Linked DNA regions of Homo sapiens: all the other regions are linked to region 3. Evidence: chromatin loops called from intact Hi-C (ENCODE). Cell type or tissue: heart right ventricle. All regions are shown on one strand.

Region 1 (5,000 bases), 280 kb after region 3:
AGGTGCTGGATTTGAATCCAGAGCCTGTGGCTGAACTGCCCTTTAGTGATGAAAAGGAGATTTTTAAGGAAAGTGGGAAAAAAAAATATTAAAAATATAAATATAAAATGTATATTTTTTCCCTGAAAAAAGTTTCAGGGAAATATTTGAACCTGAAACTTAATAAAGTGATTAGGGAAGGATGGATGTTTATATAAATCAGGGTAAATCATGCTTATGTAAATCAGCCTAGTAATTGGGGACCTGGGCGTGACTGTCATATCACCTTATTTCAATGGACCAAAAACACGTTATATTTTCGTTTTTTAAACAAATCTATTTTAAGTTACTAATACCATTTCTTTCAACAAAGGTAAAAACAAAGAATCACTTGAATTGTTTATCTGCCACTGAATTTATTTTTTAAGTCAAACTTTTCCCACTGATTTATAATTTCAGGAATGCTGAAATTTTTGTATAAAAAATTCATATTTGTATAAAAATATTTGTATGAATATTTGTATAAAGGTGATTTAGTGTTTCATCTTGCATAAAACAAATTTATCCCATTTCACTGCCTCATGCTCCCGTTTAATCAGAATACTTCCCACTTAAAAAATACATCCCACTTCACCTGCTGGGATTCGCACTTAACAAAAGATCTGATTAATCCCTGAGGCATGACAAAGACTCTGTCCTTGATCAAATGTTAGGTTCCTCAGAGTCCTCTTCCCCAGGAGGCCTCATCCTCAGGTTCTGTCTCCTCTCAGTAATTTTCCTCCATTACCCACTCTGCCTCTTGACTATAATCTACAGCTGTCTTTGCTGTTTTCGGAGTTGAGCCCTATCTCTCTCCCCTACTGTGACGGTCGTGACCCCTCAAAATGGTCCTGAATAGTGTCTTCCTTACGTGTTTTTTTTTTTTTTTTCCGGAGTCTCGCTCTGTCGCCCAGGCTGGAGGGCAGTGGCGCGATCTCAGCTCACTGCAAGCTCCGCCTCCCGGGTTCACGCCATTCTCCTGCCTCAGCCTCCCGAGTAACTGGGACTACAGGCGCCCGCCACCACGCCCGGCTAATGTTTTGTGTTTTTAGTAGAGACGGGGTTTCACCGTGTTAGCCAGAATGGTCTCGATCTCCTGACCTCGTGATCCGCCCGCCTCGGCCTCCCAAAGTGCTGGGATTACAGGCGTGAGCCACTGCGCCCGGCCGAGAATTTTTTCTTTAACGGGCAGAACAACTCGCCACTGACCCTACTTGGAAGTATCTTAGTGAAAGTTTTCATATAATGCAAAGCTACTTGACTTTGAAAACCAAACTTCAAAATAAGACTGCTCCAAGAACATTCCAGGATATTGTCTTTCTCTCCTCTCCCCAAGTGGTCTGCAGTAATTCTGGAATGATTCTCAGAACATTCCAGAATGTTCTCTCTCTCCTCTCCCCAAGTGGTCTCCTTCATTCCTACAACACTCAGAGATGATTTTCAGTCATTCCAGAAGGATTCCAGAATGTTCTCTCTCTCCTCTCCATTGGTCTCATTCATTCCTACAGCACTCAGAGATGATTCTCAGCCATTCTCCCAGGGTCACCCCAGCATGGGCCCCATCACCCCCAAACTGCCCCCACAGAGAGTTTCCTGCCTCTTCTCTTTCCTCTCCAATTCAATACTACCAGTCACTTCCCCACTGAAAACTCCCCCGTGTCATTCAACATCATGAATAAGTTCCAAATTCCCTAGCTCTGGACCATCGAATCCCTTCCAGCATCCCTAACAGATCCTGGGTTCCAGAACCTTCTGGTCTCTTCACTTGCTCTTGACATCATGGCCTCCCGGAATATCGCGATGCCAGCTCCCACCCACCTGAATCTCCACAGTTTCGCCCCATTCTTCTGACTTCAAACACATGCCGAGCTGTACTGTGGTTCTCTCTCCTCCCTGTGGGTCAGAAGAGTCCCAAGGGTAGGAACTATTTTATTTCTTCACCACCCACAGTGCGTAGCACAATGCATTAGTCATGGTGGGTATTCGGTAAATACGTATTGAACAATTGAACAAAAGTCACCATTGAATTCAATAGACTGGGAAACAGGGAAAGCATCTTAAAATACTGATTTTCTGGGAGAACTTTTTTTAATTGCCAAATGAAAATTTTAAATCATACAAAGCACACAGGTGCCCCCTTGTGGCTGCGAAACAGTGCAGCATCACCAACAAAAATGGCTGACTCCCAGAGTATGAGAAAGAGGGAGAGATTAGGTTAATTAGTTCAATTAGTTTAGTTCTGAGATGTCCAGCCTGGAGTCTTTCTTCCCTGTAACAACCGGCGGGTGTACAACGAAACCATTCCAATCACAAGCCTAAGGTCTACACAAGCAGCTCAGTAGCTGTTGTTACTCTGAGAACTCAGCTCCTTTGTATGCCTGGCAGGTAACCGGAGCTGTGGCTACAACAGGGGGTTTGACTGGGCCCCTTCAACTTAATTAAAGGAAACGTCAGAAGCACAACAATCGGCTGCAGGGTGGGACCTTGATTGCATCATGGTTAAAATAAACCAGCAGTAGGAGACGTTTGCGAGAGTCCACAAAAAAACCTGTACATGAAAATGTTCATAGCAGCTTTACTCATCATCGCCAAATGGAAGATTCAGCCTAAATGTCCCTCAACAAGTGATGGATGAGTAAATGGTGGACACATCATGTGACAGGCTACTCCATAACAATAAAAATCACAGGCTATTGTGACACACACGACATGGGTACATAACAAAAGCATTATGCCATGTGAAAGCAGCCTTACACAAGGGCACCATGCTATTTATATGAACTTCCAGAAGATGCAGTGATAGGAAAAAGTCAAATCAGGGGTTGTGTGGAGTGGGGGGATTGACTGGGAAGGGACATGGGGAACCTTCTGGGGTGATGAAAATGTTTGCTATCTTCACAGGGGTTTGGGTTAGACAGCTAACTATTTGCTCAATTCATCAAATATTATACTGGAAATTTGGGTCTTTTATTTATATGTCAATTTTACCTCAAAAGGAAAGAACCTAATAAATACTGGACTCCAGCAAATGATACTCATGCTGAAGTGTTTAGGGGGAAGGGTGCTGATATCTGCATCTCACTCTGAAATGCACTGAAAAATTAAGATGGATTAATGGGTGACTGGAAAGATGGATAGACGGACAGGTATACAAGAAAGCACACAGCCAAATGGTAATTCCACAACTAGGTGGTGGATATATAGATGCTCACTGTAAGAGTCCTTCAATTCATCTGATGTTTGAAAATATTTTTATGATAAAATCTTGGAGGAAAAGACATTGGGAATAACTGGGGATATCTGAATATCGACTGCGGGTTAGATAATTCAATACTAGGGATGTCTGAATATTGACTTGGTGTTAGATGATTCAGTGAATTGCGTTAATCTTTTATGTGTGATGATGATGGTGCCATGGTTAGTAGGAAGATGTCCCTATTTTTAGAGACACATTCTAAAGTATTTAGAGGTGTTATAACATCTGAAATATGCTTCAAAATACTCCAGGGGGCAGAAAATGAAGCTAATATTGCAAAGTGTTGTAATGATGACACCCACGTGATGAACTTAGGGGTGTCAGTTACACCATTTGCTCTCCCTGTTCATGAGAAGGAGGACATACTCTCCCAAGGAGCCTGGACTGCAACATTTGAAGTTCTGTCTCTTCTGTCTTGTCCAGCTGCCTGCTGACATTTTTCCTTTTAAAATTTACATAGTTAACAATTTGCTAGCCTGATAATGAGCATGAAGACAGAAGAGAAATTCAAAGAGAATGAGTGAGACGAGAAAATAAAAGATAACAAAATTAACCAGTCAGAATGACGAAAGGCTTAGAAAAAGGCTGGGTAACCGGGAAGGAGGGAGCGTGTGGGTCCTCGTGTCCCAGGACGTCTTCATGACGTGCCCCTCCGACCCCTCCTGCCTTTCTCGCTGGCTTCACCAGGTATCTCTCCAAAGTCAAGGCCTCAATGGTACGCACCACAACCTATCAGCCAGCAGGGTCCCAGGTCCTCCCTCCCATCTCTCCTCTCTAATCGGCCTTCTCCAGCTCTGCGGCCACATCACATCTCAAGAGTCTGTCAGTTCAACTTTTGCGGGTCTCCCAAAGGGTCTGGTGTAAGCCCCTTCCGACCTATCCTATAATCTCCTGCCCAAGATATTTCCTGATTATTTTTCTCCCCAATGCCTCTGTTGCGGAGATTTAATTTTAAGTGCTCTAGCATGGAGCCCCTGGCAAGGGAGATAAAAAGGGCTTTAGCGTCTCCCGAGGCCCGGTTTAGAATCCCAGATCCATCACTTACTTAAATGGGGAATTTGGACCAATCAGTGAACCTTGTGTTCCGCAATTTCTTCCTCTGGAAAATGGGCATGTCAATTGGGATTGAAAGTTACAGCAGCACAGCGCCGCCTGCTCCTGGAATGCACAAATGGCGCGTTTCTTTATTTTGCATGCCCACAGCTCGGCATTTGAGACTCCTCCCTAACCCTCTAACCATATTGCTCAGACAATTCAAATTCCAGCAACAACGAGGTAGTTACAGTTCCCCAGACGCAGGCTGTGACTTCATGCTTCAGTTCTTCATGTAAGTTTACAGTTTTCAAAGTGGGGTCCCTAGAACAACAGCGTCAGCATCCCCTGGGAACTCGTTAAAAACAAAAACAAATTCCCAAGCCTTACCCCAGACCCAGTGAATCAGAAACTGGGGGGCAAGGCCCAGAGATTGGTGTTTTCATGAGCCCTCCAGGTGGTTCTGATGTAGGCTTAATGTTGAGAACCACTGGTATATATTCTCTCCTCTGCTTAAAGTGTGCTTTCTCACTGTACCTGTCAAGTGAACTCCTACACATCCCTCAAAGCCCTTCTGTAGAAAGCCTCTCCTGGCTCCCAGGACCCTAGATAGGGTGATTTTCAGCCCCTAGCAAGGTGATCCTCACTTCTTCAGGGCTGTCCCAGAAGTAAAACTACTGGGTCATCTGGTAGA
Region 2 (5,000 bases), 270 kb after region 3:
ATACGGGGACTCAGACTGAACGGACAGTAGCCTGCCAGGCAAGCTCTTCTCATGGTGAGAGCACAGATGCATGAGGGCGAGTGGGAACACGCCATGCTTTTTAAAGCCTAAGCTTAGCCAAGAGTGGTGGCTCACGCCTGTAATCCCAGCACCTTGGGAGGCCAAAGCAGGTGGATCATCTGAGGTCAAGAGTTCGAGACCAGCCTGGCCAACATGGTGAAACCCCATCTCTACTAAAAATACAAAAAATTAACTGGGCGTGGTGGCAGGAGCCTGTAATCACAGCTACTTGGGAGGCTGAGGCAGGAGAATCGCTTGAACCTGGGAGGCAGAGATTGCAGTGAGCTGAGATCGTGCCATTGCACTCCAGCCTGGGCATCTCAAAAATAAAAATAAAAATATAAAATATAAATAAAGCCTAAACTTAGAACTGGCATGCCGTCACTTCCAATAAGCAGAAAAATCAGAAATTCTTGACAACACTGTTTGAGAGCCCTGATCTGTCCATGCTTGAAGCAGTTATAACTATCCTGGACTTTTCAGTTATATGAGCCAGTGGTTTTTAACCTAAAGTCAGTTGAGTTAGGTTTTCTAACATCTTTAAACAAGCAGGTTCATATTACAGGGATCACAGGTCTCTCTCTCTCTCTCTCTCTCTATTGTTCTTTTAGGATAAGTAAGGCTGAAAGTTGGACTAGAGATACAGGCAACTAGTAATAAGTTATTGAAGTTTACAAAAGAAAACGCCCATGAAGTATTGCAGCGGATAGGAAAGGAGGGAAGGCTTCAGGATACAGCCCCGCAAAATAAGCGCCAACTCCTGACACCCTGTTAAGGGTCCCCACAGAGGCCCACCTAAATGCCCATCTCCTTTAGATAGAAATATCCTATGCTTTCCTGAAACTAGACTATTGGATGTTCCCCAAACAAAGCCCCCTCTTACCCATTTTGTTTAACAAACCATTTATTAAACACCGACTGTATGTGATGCACTGTGCTAGGTTCTAGGGATGGGAGGGAGGGCAAGATAGATGAGGTCCTTTTCATGGTACAAATAGTGAAGCTTGGATGGCTGGCCTCAAACAAGCGATATCCGTAAATGTGGTGCGTGTCCTAATAACAGCACATTCGGCAGAATGAGACTCAGGGAAGAGGTCCCACATTTTCACTGGTCAAAACCTATTCATCTGTCCTAAGAGACACCACTTGCTATAACAAACCACCCCAGCAGCTCAGTGGCTGAATTCTATCTTCTCTTACATCATAGTGTGATGTGGGTTGGGTAGCTCTCCTGGACAGCTCTTTTCAACAAGCACTCAAGGATACTGGCTTCTACCACTTATCTTAAACATGTGGGCTCTGTGTGGAAGAGAAAGGGAAAGCTTGGATGGCCACACAAGGGGTGTTACAGTCAGACATGGAAGTGGCATATTTCTTTTTTTCTTTTTTCTTTTTTTTTTTGAGACAGAGTTTCACTCTTATTGCCCAGGCTGGAGTGCAATGGCGCAATCTCAGCTCACTGCAACCTCCGCCTCCCAGGTTCAAGCAATTCTCCTGCCTCAGCCTCCCGAGTAGCTGGGATTACAGGCATGTGCCACCACGGCCGGCTAATTTCGTATTTTTAGTAGAGATGCGGTTTCTCCATGTTGATCAGGCTGTTTCGAACTCCCGACATCAGGTGATCCACCTGCCTCAGCCTCCCAAAGTGCTGGGATTACAGGTGTGAGCCACCGCGCCTGGCCGGAAGTGGCATATTTCACTTCCACCACTTCTGACTGGCTCTATCGCATGGCCCAGCCACGTGACTCTAACCTCATTGCAACACAGGCCCGGGAAGAGAAAATGGGATGGGTGGGCATCCGGCCCGTCCCTGCAGTGTCATCTTTCAAGGTCTGCCTCCAGTGCCACCAGCTCCACGGAATGGGAGATATCCCGTCCCCTGAAGGAAGGTCCCTCCCTCTTCTCACTTGCTCTGCACTTTACTGGTGACTGTGATGGGCTTCACTTTCTGTTTTGGCCATTTGTGAGTCTGTCTGTCCCCTCCTAATTAGATGGAACCCTCTTGAGGGCAGAGATCCTGTCTAAGTCGCCTTAGCGTCTCCCATAGTATCTGCCACGCTCACGGATGGTGGGCAGCCCACATGTTTATGTGCTGAATTGAGGATGGCAAACCGCCATCACTGGTTTGAACCGTAGAGTAAAAGTTGAAATGTTCTTTTCCCATTTCTTCTCTCAGGCCACCCTGAGACCAATTCTCATTCTAAAAATAATTGCAGTGTCTTTTAAAGGGGAGATTTCTATGTGCCTATAAAATCCCACCATTGACATTTATACCTATGTTCCGTTTCTTTCTACAATTCATTATATTTTTCCACTCTTTACTTCTAGCGAATGGAAAGTGGGTTTAAAAATAGACCAGTGTATTACAGGAAAATTCTCGATCCTAGAAAAAACAGAGAGGGCCACTTCAAAGGAAGTGAGTGGAGCTGCTCTCCTGCGGGCTTGGAGGTTGAAGGACCTTTGTTTCTCATGCGTTGTGCTTGACTGCCCCCTTGCTGGTACGCAGCAATCACGGCCTGTTCTAGCAGAGAGAGGGGGGTTTTGAAGAAATAAGCTTCCCCGGAACTGCGTCCTGAAGCTGTCTGCACGGAAATATGTACAAAGGGAAAAGGAGGAGAAAGAAATGTGGAACAGATCTAGTTGATTCTCAGTTGGCATATCACAGGGAACGTTTTCTATCCCATTTCCCTGTTCAGCGCGAGAGGTGGGGGTTTTTCCTCTCTCCTTGCTGTCGCCTGCCTTTATTTTTCTGAGAGGCTTTTTCTGTTCACTTTACTCTCGTCCTGTTAAGCTGCCTCCCTCCACTCTCTCCTTGAAGCCAAAGACTCAATTCCACTCTGCCTCCTAGAGTTATGAAGACCTTGATTTTTTTTTTTTTTTTTTTAGACAGGGTCTCACTGTGTTGCCCAGGCTGGAGTGCAGTGGTGCAATCTTGGCTCACTGCAGCCTCAACCTCCCAAGTCCAAGCCAACCTCCCACCTCAACCTCCTGAGTATCTGGGACCACAGGCACGCACCACCACGCCTGGCTAATTTTTGTATTTTTTGTAGAGATGGGCTTTGCCATGTTGCCAGTTCAAGTTCAGGCTGGTGTTGAACTCCTGAGCTCAAGCCTGCCTCAGCCTCTCCCAAAGTGCTGGGATTATAGGAATGAGCTCCCCGCCCGGCCGAGACCTTCCTTGACTTTTAGAGCTGAAAAAAGACTAATCAGCAGCTTGTAGGGCTTTTTCATTTTATGGAGGGGGCATCCTGGTAATTCGTCTCTTCTTTTGTAGTTCAGAGAGCTTCCATTGGGGATTTTCAACTAAAATGCAGGACTGCAGAATCCAATTTGTGAAAAGGCTCTTAACCAGGACCTGGGAGGAGATTTTGGAGCTTGAAGGTTCCTTTCTAAGCTCAGGTTAATATATATAGGACTGAAAGCACCTCCGGAGCAGTGAGGTGTCTGGGGTCCAGACACAGGGAGATGGCGCAGGGGCACCCAGCACACGTTTCCACGTGCCCTTTCCCTTTCATCTTCTCCTCCACTAAAGACAAGGTAGGGCTGATATTTTCTTTCACTTAAAAGAAAACAGAATCCCGGGCGCGGTGGCTCAAGCCTGTAATCCCAGCACTTTGGGAGGCCGAGGCGGGTGGATCACGAGGTCAGGAGATCGAGACCATCCTAGCTAACACGGTGAAACCCCGTCTCTACTAAAAATACAAAAAATTAGCCGGGTGCGGTGGCGGGCGCCTATAGTCCCAGCTACTCAGGAGGCTGAGGCAGGAGAATGGCGTGAACCCGGGAGGCGGAGCTTGCAGTGAGCCGAGATTGCGCCACTGCACTCCAGCCTGGGCGACAGAACGAGACTCCGTCTCAAAAAAAAAAAAAAAAAAAAAGAAAAAGAAAACAGAATCTGTGGCCCTCAATCCATCATGGTAGCGCCGGGCTGGGAGCCGTCCTTTGACACGTTCATCTGGGGTGTTGGGGACTCAGGAGACAAAACGACTTCCCCCGCCTGTTATGGAAATCCCAACAACCCCTGGAGATATGAATGCCTCTTGGGAGGGGAAAATCATACCGAAGGATCAATTTGATTTCTTCATCACCAGAAAATTAGATCCCTGATGACTTGGTGTGAGTGTCCTGGAGACTCTTCGTCTGCACCTCTCCCACAGCCCAAGCTAAAGCCACCTCCCCATCCCTCAAAACCTGTCGTTTCATGGAAGCAAACAGATTTAGCAAGAGTTTTTTCAGTCCTCACTAAATGTTTTTTTCTAAACAGTCACTTTACTAGGAAGTGAAATACTAATGTCTTCACCTAACTCAACCACCTGGACCAAAGAGTAACTGAGTGAAGCCATTTCCCGAGAGATGGGAGGCAGCCTTCCTTCCATCTGCAGCATGTATTCAGACACAGACTTACAGGTCACATTTCCACAACGTCTACAAAAGCCCCAGAGGAAAGAATTAACGGGGAAAACAAGTGTTTAATTCTTCAAGTTAAGAACAACCACACACACACACATACACACACAGGCCTACGGGAAAAAACACGCATTATGCCTAAACCATTAGATAAACACCACTTCCTCTTCCAGTTATTTGAAATCCAAAAGATCTAATTATTGGATTTTCTTGCATTAGCCTGACTCCTTAAAGGAAGGAGCCAAATAAATAAAACTGAATTCACAGACCCCAAATCATTTGCGCTGTATTAAAATCTTCAGAAGTTGAAGGTGAAGGCCAAGTTTATGAATACAAATTGCTCCTATAACGTGAGGAATAAAATAACGTGTTTTAACTGTGGAAACTGAGGCATAAAGCGTAGTACAGACCTAAGAATAAACACAGGGTTGGGCGCGGTGGCTCACACCTGTAATCCCAGCACTTTGGGAGGCCGAGGTAGGTGGATCACTTGAGGCCAGGAGTTCATGACCAGCCTGACCAACATGTCAAAA
Region 3 (5,000 bases):
TGTCAGGTATTCACACCATGGCGAGGGTGTCAAGTCACACCCATGGTGAAGGTGTCAGATGTTCACACATATTGAGAGGGTGTCAGGTATTCACACTCATGGTGAGGATGTTAGGTGTTCACACTCATGGCAAGAGTATCAAATATACACAGGGTGAGGGTGTTGGGTATTCACACCCATGTGTCAGGTGTTCACACTCATGGTGAGGATGTTAGGGGTTCACACTCATGGCAAGAGTATCATATACACAGGGTGAGGGTGTTGGGTATTCACACCCATGTGTCAGGTGTTCACACTCATGGTGAGGATGTTAGGGGTTCACACTCATGGCAAGAGTATCACATATACACAGGGTGAGGGTGTTGGGTATTCACACCCATGTGTCAGGTGTTCACACTCATGGTGAGGATGTTAGGTGTTCACACTCATGGCAAGAGTATCACATATACACAGGGTGAGGGTGTTGGGTATTCACACCCATGTGTCAGGTGTTCACACTCATGGTGAGGATGTTAGGTGTTCACACTCATGGCAAGAGTATCACATATACACAGGGTGAGGGTGTTGGGTATTCACACCCATGTGTCAGGTATTCACACTCGTGAGGATGTTAGGTGTTCACACTCATGGCAAGAGTGTCACATATACACAGGGTGAGGGTGTTGGGTATTAACACCCATGTGTCAGGTGTTCACACTCATGGTGAGGATGTTAGGTGTTCACACTCATGGCAAGAGAATCACATATACACAGGGTGAGGGTGTTGGGTATTCACACCCATAGTGAAGGTGTCTAGTATTCACACCCGTGGAGTCCAGAATGGCCATCACTTCCTAATTGTAGTATTCTAATGTCATCCCTGCCCATAGAGATCATGACCGGGGATGTCCTGGTGTGTTTTGAATACAGGCAGGAGAGAGAGCAACTCCTGCCAGCTTGTTCAGGTGCCTCTTGGGTTCAAGTCTACCACATCTTGGGTGTGCCCTGTCTTGTGTCCGCAGCATCCCTTCTGGAGCAGAGTGGAACCTGGGAATGGCCACAGTTCTTCACTATTGACCCAGTCACCCTCGGCCTTGTCCCTTGGTGCCAGTGGCCTGGCCCTCCCCCTCATTTACCTGCCCTTTCCGTATGCTGCCACAGCAGCACGGCTGCCCCTCCACACTCCCCCAAAGCCTGACACCCCACCTGGTGCCCGGTCCCGTGTGCAGTGTCAGTCCCCAGAGCCAGATTGGGTGGCTGAGCTGGAAGAGCGTGAGAGAGACTTCATATGCCCACTGGCCCCCAGGTATAGCTACAGGCGCCCTGGCATGGGGAGTGCACTGGGGCCCCCTGTGGTGCCACTGCCTGCTTCCCTAGAGAGAGGAAGCCCACCCTTGCCCTGGAGCTTCCCCTGCTGGTCCAGAGTGTCTTGAAGCCTCCTGGTAGGGTTTCCATCTGGACAGCCCCATCACAACCTCTTAGCCATCCTATGTCCCCAAGCCCATGGGGACAGCGCTGGCCTGAGTGTGGCCGCTGAGGCCTGCCCCCATCCTAGAGCAGAGGTCAGAGAACCTTTCCTCTTGGCAGAGCCATGAGGTCAGCTCTGCCCCAATAGCATTCCTGGAGCCACTGTGGAGTGAAGACCCCCAGTCTGTGTCCCACTCCACCCAAGACCCACCAGACATGTAGACAGTTGGCAGCCAGGAAACGCCTGCCCTGCAAAAGCTGAGTCTTGCTGGGTGGGTTCCCAGGGTGGCCCCAGCTTCCCAGGCCCCTAAAAGCTTTCGGAGTACAAAGGGGGTGGGAGGTGGGTCCTCTGCCCCTCATGGGCGCAAGATAATCTGCAAAGCAGGGCATGCTCTTTTTGTTCTTCCTTCAGAAGTGCGTCTGAGTCATGCTAAGCGTGGGGATACCCAGGGTCCTGGAATTCTGCCTGTCCCCATCTCTCAGCCTTCATGCCCAGGCAGTCTGGGATGCTGACCTCAGTTCACCCAGAAAGAGGCAGTCCCAAATCCCCAAAGAGGGCCCACCCTGGCCCAGCTACTGGTAAGCAGGGACAAAGGGGTGGTGCCAACACAGATGGAATTCATCCTTGGGGGCTCTGATGGGGATTTGCCAGCAAGGATAGCCAAGGCTGGGGGTCCCTGGCCCTGTGCTGGTGTCTGACCAGCCTCACATCCAGCACTGCAGAAACCAGCCCCACAGGACTGGGGGGCAATGAAAGGGAGAACCATGGTCTGCTGGAAGCAGAAATTGCCACCTTCTGCCCTGACCTTCCCAGGGGACCCAAAGCCTCCAGGGCCCAGGCTTGCCCAGGGTCCTGCCTCCCCTGGAGTGGGGACCAGGGAGGAGGGGCATCCTCAGGGGCTCTGCCCAGCCTCACTGGCTCTCGGTGTCCCACCCTGATTACTGTGCCCAGGTTAAAAATAAGCAGAAGCCTTGGGCCCATGCAGGACCTGGATTCCAGCTTGGTGACTGTGATCTGTGTGAACTTGGGGATGCTTTGGGTGCCCTCTGGGCCTTGGTTTCTCATCTGTGCGCTGGGCTTTCATGCGTCCCAACAGGGCTGAGCCTGGTGCTGGGCTGTAGTTCTGAGGCCGGCAGGCAGATGGCAGTGTGGGGCCGGCAAAGGGCACTGTCCCAGGCAGGCCTGCCCTCCACCCAGGGCACAGAGTGGCCCCTACCCAGAATCCAGGATGGGTTGGGGTGTTGGTCATGCCAGCCGCCAGGGGTTACCCACTCACATCGGTGAGGCCCAAGATCCCACAGCACCTTGTTGAGCCACCAGTTAGACCAGAGAGATGGGAGTGGATCACAGGGCTCAGCCCTCACGGTCATCACCATCAGCCCCTGTCTCTGTGCCTCTGAATTGGTACCACTCAGCACCATGGCGTATCTTCTCTGAGGACCAGGGACTTAGACCCAACCCAGGCGGTTGTTTGCAGGTGCATGGAAAGCTCGCAGCCTCCTGCCCTCAGAGGGTCCACTCTGTCTCCCAGCTACAGCCAGTTGGTCCTCAGCCTTCAAAGAGGTCATCCTACCTACCCCCAAAGAGGTCATCCCACCTACCCCCAAAGAGGTCATCCCACCTACCCCCAAAGAAAGAGGTCATCCCACCTACCCCCAAAGAAAGAGGTCATCCCACCTACCCCCAAAGAAAGAGGTCATCCCACCTACCCCCAAAGAAAGAGGTCATCCCACCTACCCCCAAAGAAAGAGGTCATCCCACCTACCCCTAAAGAAAGAGGCCATCCCACCTACCCCTAAAGAAAGAGATCATCCCACCTACCCCCAAAGAAAGAGGTCATCCCACCTACCCCTAAAGAAAGAGGTCATCCCACCTGCCCCCAAAGAGGTCATCCCACCTACCCCTAAAGAGGTCATCCCACTTACCCCTAAAGAAAGAGGTCATCCCACCTACCCCTAAAGAAAGAAAGAGGTCATCCCACCTACCCCTAAAGAAAGAGGTCATCCCACCTACCCCTAAAGAAAGAGGTCATCCCACCTACCCCTAAAGAAAGAGGTCATCCCACCTACCCCTAAAGAAAGAGGTCATCCCACCTACCCTTAAAGAAAGAGGTCATCCCACCCGCCCCCAAAGAAAGAGGTCATCCCACCTGCCCCCAAAGATGTCATCCCACCTACCCCCAAAGAAAGAGGTCATCCCACCTGCCCCTAAAGAAAGAGGTCATCCCACCCACCCCCAAAGAAAGAGGTCATCCCACCTCCCCCCAAAGAAAGAGGTCATCCCACCCGCCCCCAAAGAAAGAGGTCATCCCACCCGCCCCCAAAGAAAGATGTCATCCCACCCCTGTCTTATGTGGCTTTTTCACTGCTGCATCTTTAAAATGAAGACTCATGCTGTTCCCCTGACCCCCATCTCCCTGGAAAACCCCTATACACACTTCAAAACCCAGCTGGGGCATTACTTCCTTGAAGAGCACACTGCCCTGGCCTATCTTCTCTCCCCTCTGGGTCTCTGATAACACAGTGCAATCCTTGTCTCAAACCCGACGGAACCCTCGAGGGGCAGAGCTCTTGTCTTTCTCCTCCTGACCCTGCCTTTGGCTCTGAACCTCCCTGGCAAGTGTGTTGTGAAGTGACGCTGCGAGTGTCTAGTTCTCAAAAGAAAGCTAGAAAGAGCTCTGTAAAGGACAGTTGGTGGCAAATGTCACCATGTCTTAGGACATCGAGAAGTTGGTTAAATGCAGATTCCTGGGTCCACCTAGACAGTCTGATGATGCTCTAGGTCCAGGGTGGGGCCCAGGAATCTGTGTTTTCAACAAGCAGCCCAGGGGTTTCTGGTGGGGGTGGTTGACGACCCTCACCATGATGGCAGGGGCGGTGCCCAAGGTTGGAGCTAGGCCTTCACCTGGAACCTGGCTCCTTCGCTTCCATCTGATCAGGAGGTCTCCAGTAAGTGCACAAAAGTCTCTGTAGAAGGAGACCTGGCCACCAGCCCCAAGAGCTGCTGCCCCACAGGGCAGCAAAGGACTGGTCCCAAAGACCCTGGGGTTGGCTCCAGACAAGCTTTCCTGGGATGACACAGATAAACTGGAGCAGTCAGGGTGGCTTCCTGAAGGAGGCAGGTCTAGGGAAGGGAATAGGCTGAGAGGAGAAAACCTGTGTGGGCAAAGGCTAGGAGGTGAGGCCCAACCAAGGACCCTCGGGAGCCCACGACCATGGGCTGGACGTGAGTCCCTGTGGGGGCCCAGGAGTGTCTGGGGTGGTGAGCCGTTGCTTAATAAGGTAACTTGCCGGTTTTCTGAAATCAGGGCAGTTTTGTCTCGCAAGGGTGCTGATGGATTGTGAGGGAGAATTAGACCTGGGAGGCCAGTGTGGGACCAGGATAAGGGGCTGGCACAGTGGAGAGGCCAGGACACAGCCCCCTTGCCCTGGGGAGGGGATCGGGGACAGACACCATGGCGTGAGGGGGCAGGGGGCTCGGGGATCAGCACGATGCAAAGGCATGTCACGGCCAGCTGCCTGGTCCTGGCCCCGTCATTCGACCCCACCACGGC

The links. A loop is a pair of places that touch in the nucleus more often than their neighbours do. Peaks named below come from ENCODE experiments on the same cell type or tissue, not always from the same donor. Only the 100,000 strongest peaks of a DNase experiment are listed, where the experiment ranks them.
Region 1: it touches region 3 in a loop (8-fold over the local background); 86 of 110 quality-filtered maps call a loop at or near these places.
Region 2: a loop joins it to region 3, with 15 times the contacts of the local background. A loop is called at or near these places in 81 of 110 quality-filtered maps.

The regions. Positions count from the first base shown.
Region 1 is chr12:124,033,938-124,038,937 of GRCh38, reverse strand. All of the region lies in intron 2 of ZNF664-RFLNA (ZNF664-RFLNA readthrough), which reads right to left. Among named protein-coding and RNA genes, the nearest start is that of ZNF664-RFLNA, 63 kb to the right of the region's middle. In heart right ventricle, a CTCF peak has its summit at 2,160 (motif pointing left); a DNase peak (open chromatin) is centred at 2,177.
Region 2 is chr12:124,051,596-124,056,595 of GRCh38, reverse strand. All of the region lies in intron 2 of ZNF664-RFLNA (ZNF664-RFLNA readthrough), which reads right to left. Among named protein-coding and RNA genes, the nearest start is that of ZNF664-RFLNA, 81 kb to the right of the region's middle. In heart right ventricle, CTCF peaks have their summits at 2,359 and 2,564; a DNase peak (open chromatin) is centred at 2,555.
Region 3 is chr12:124,318,754-124,323,753 of GRCh38, reverse strand. No RefSeq gene overlaps it. Among named protein-coding and RNA genes, the nearest start is that of MIR6880, 16 kb to the left of the region's middle. RefSeq lists enhancers at 1,589-1,668, 2,176-2,285, 2,716-2,785. In heart right ventricle, a CTCF peak has its summit at 2,570; a DNase peak (open chromatin) is centred at 2,583; H3K27ac peaks cover 690 bases.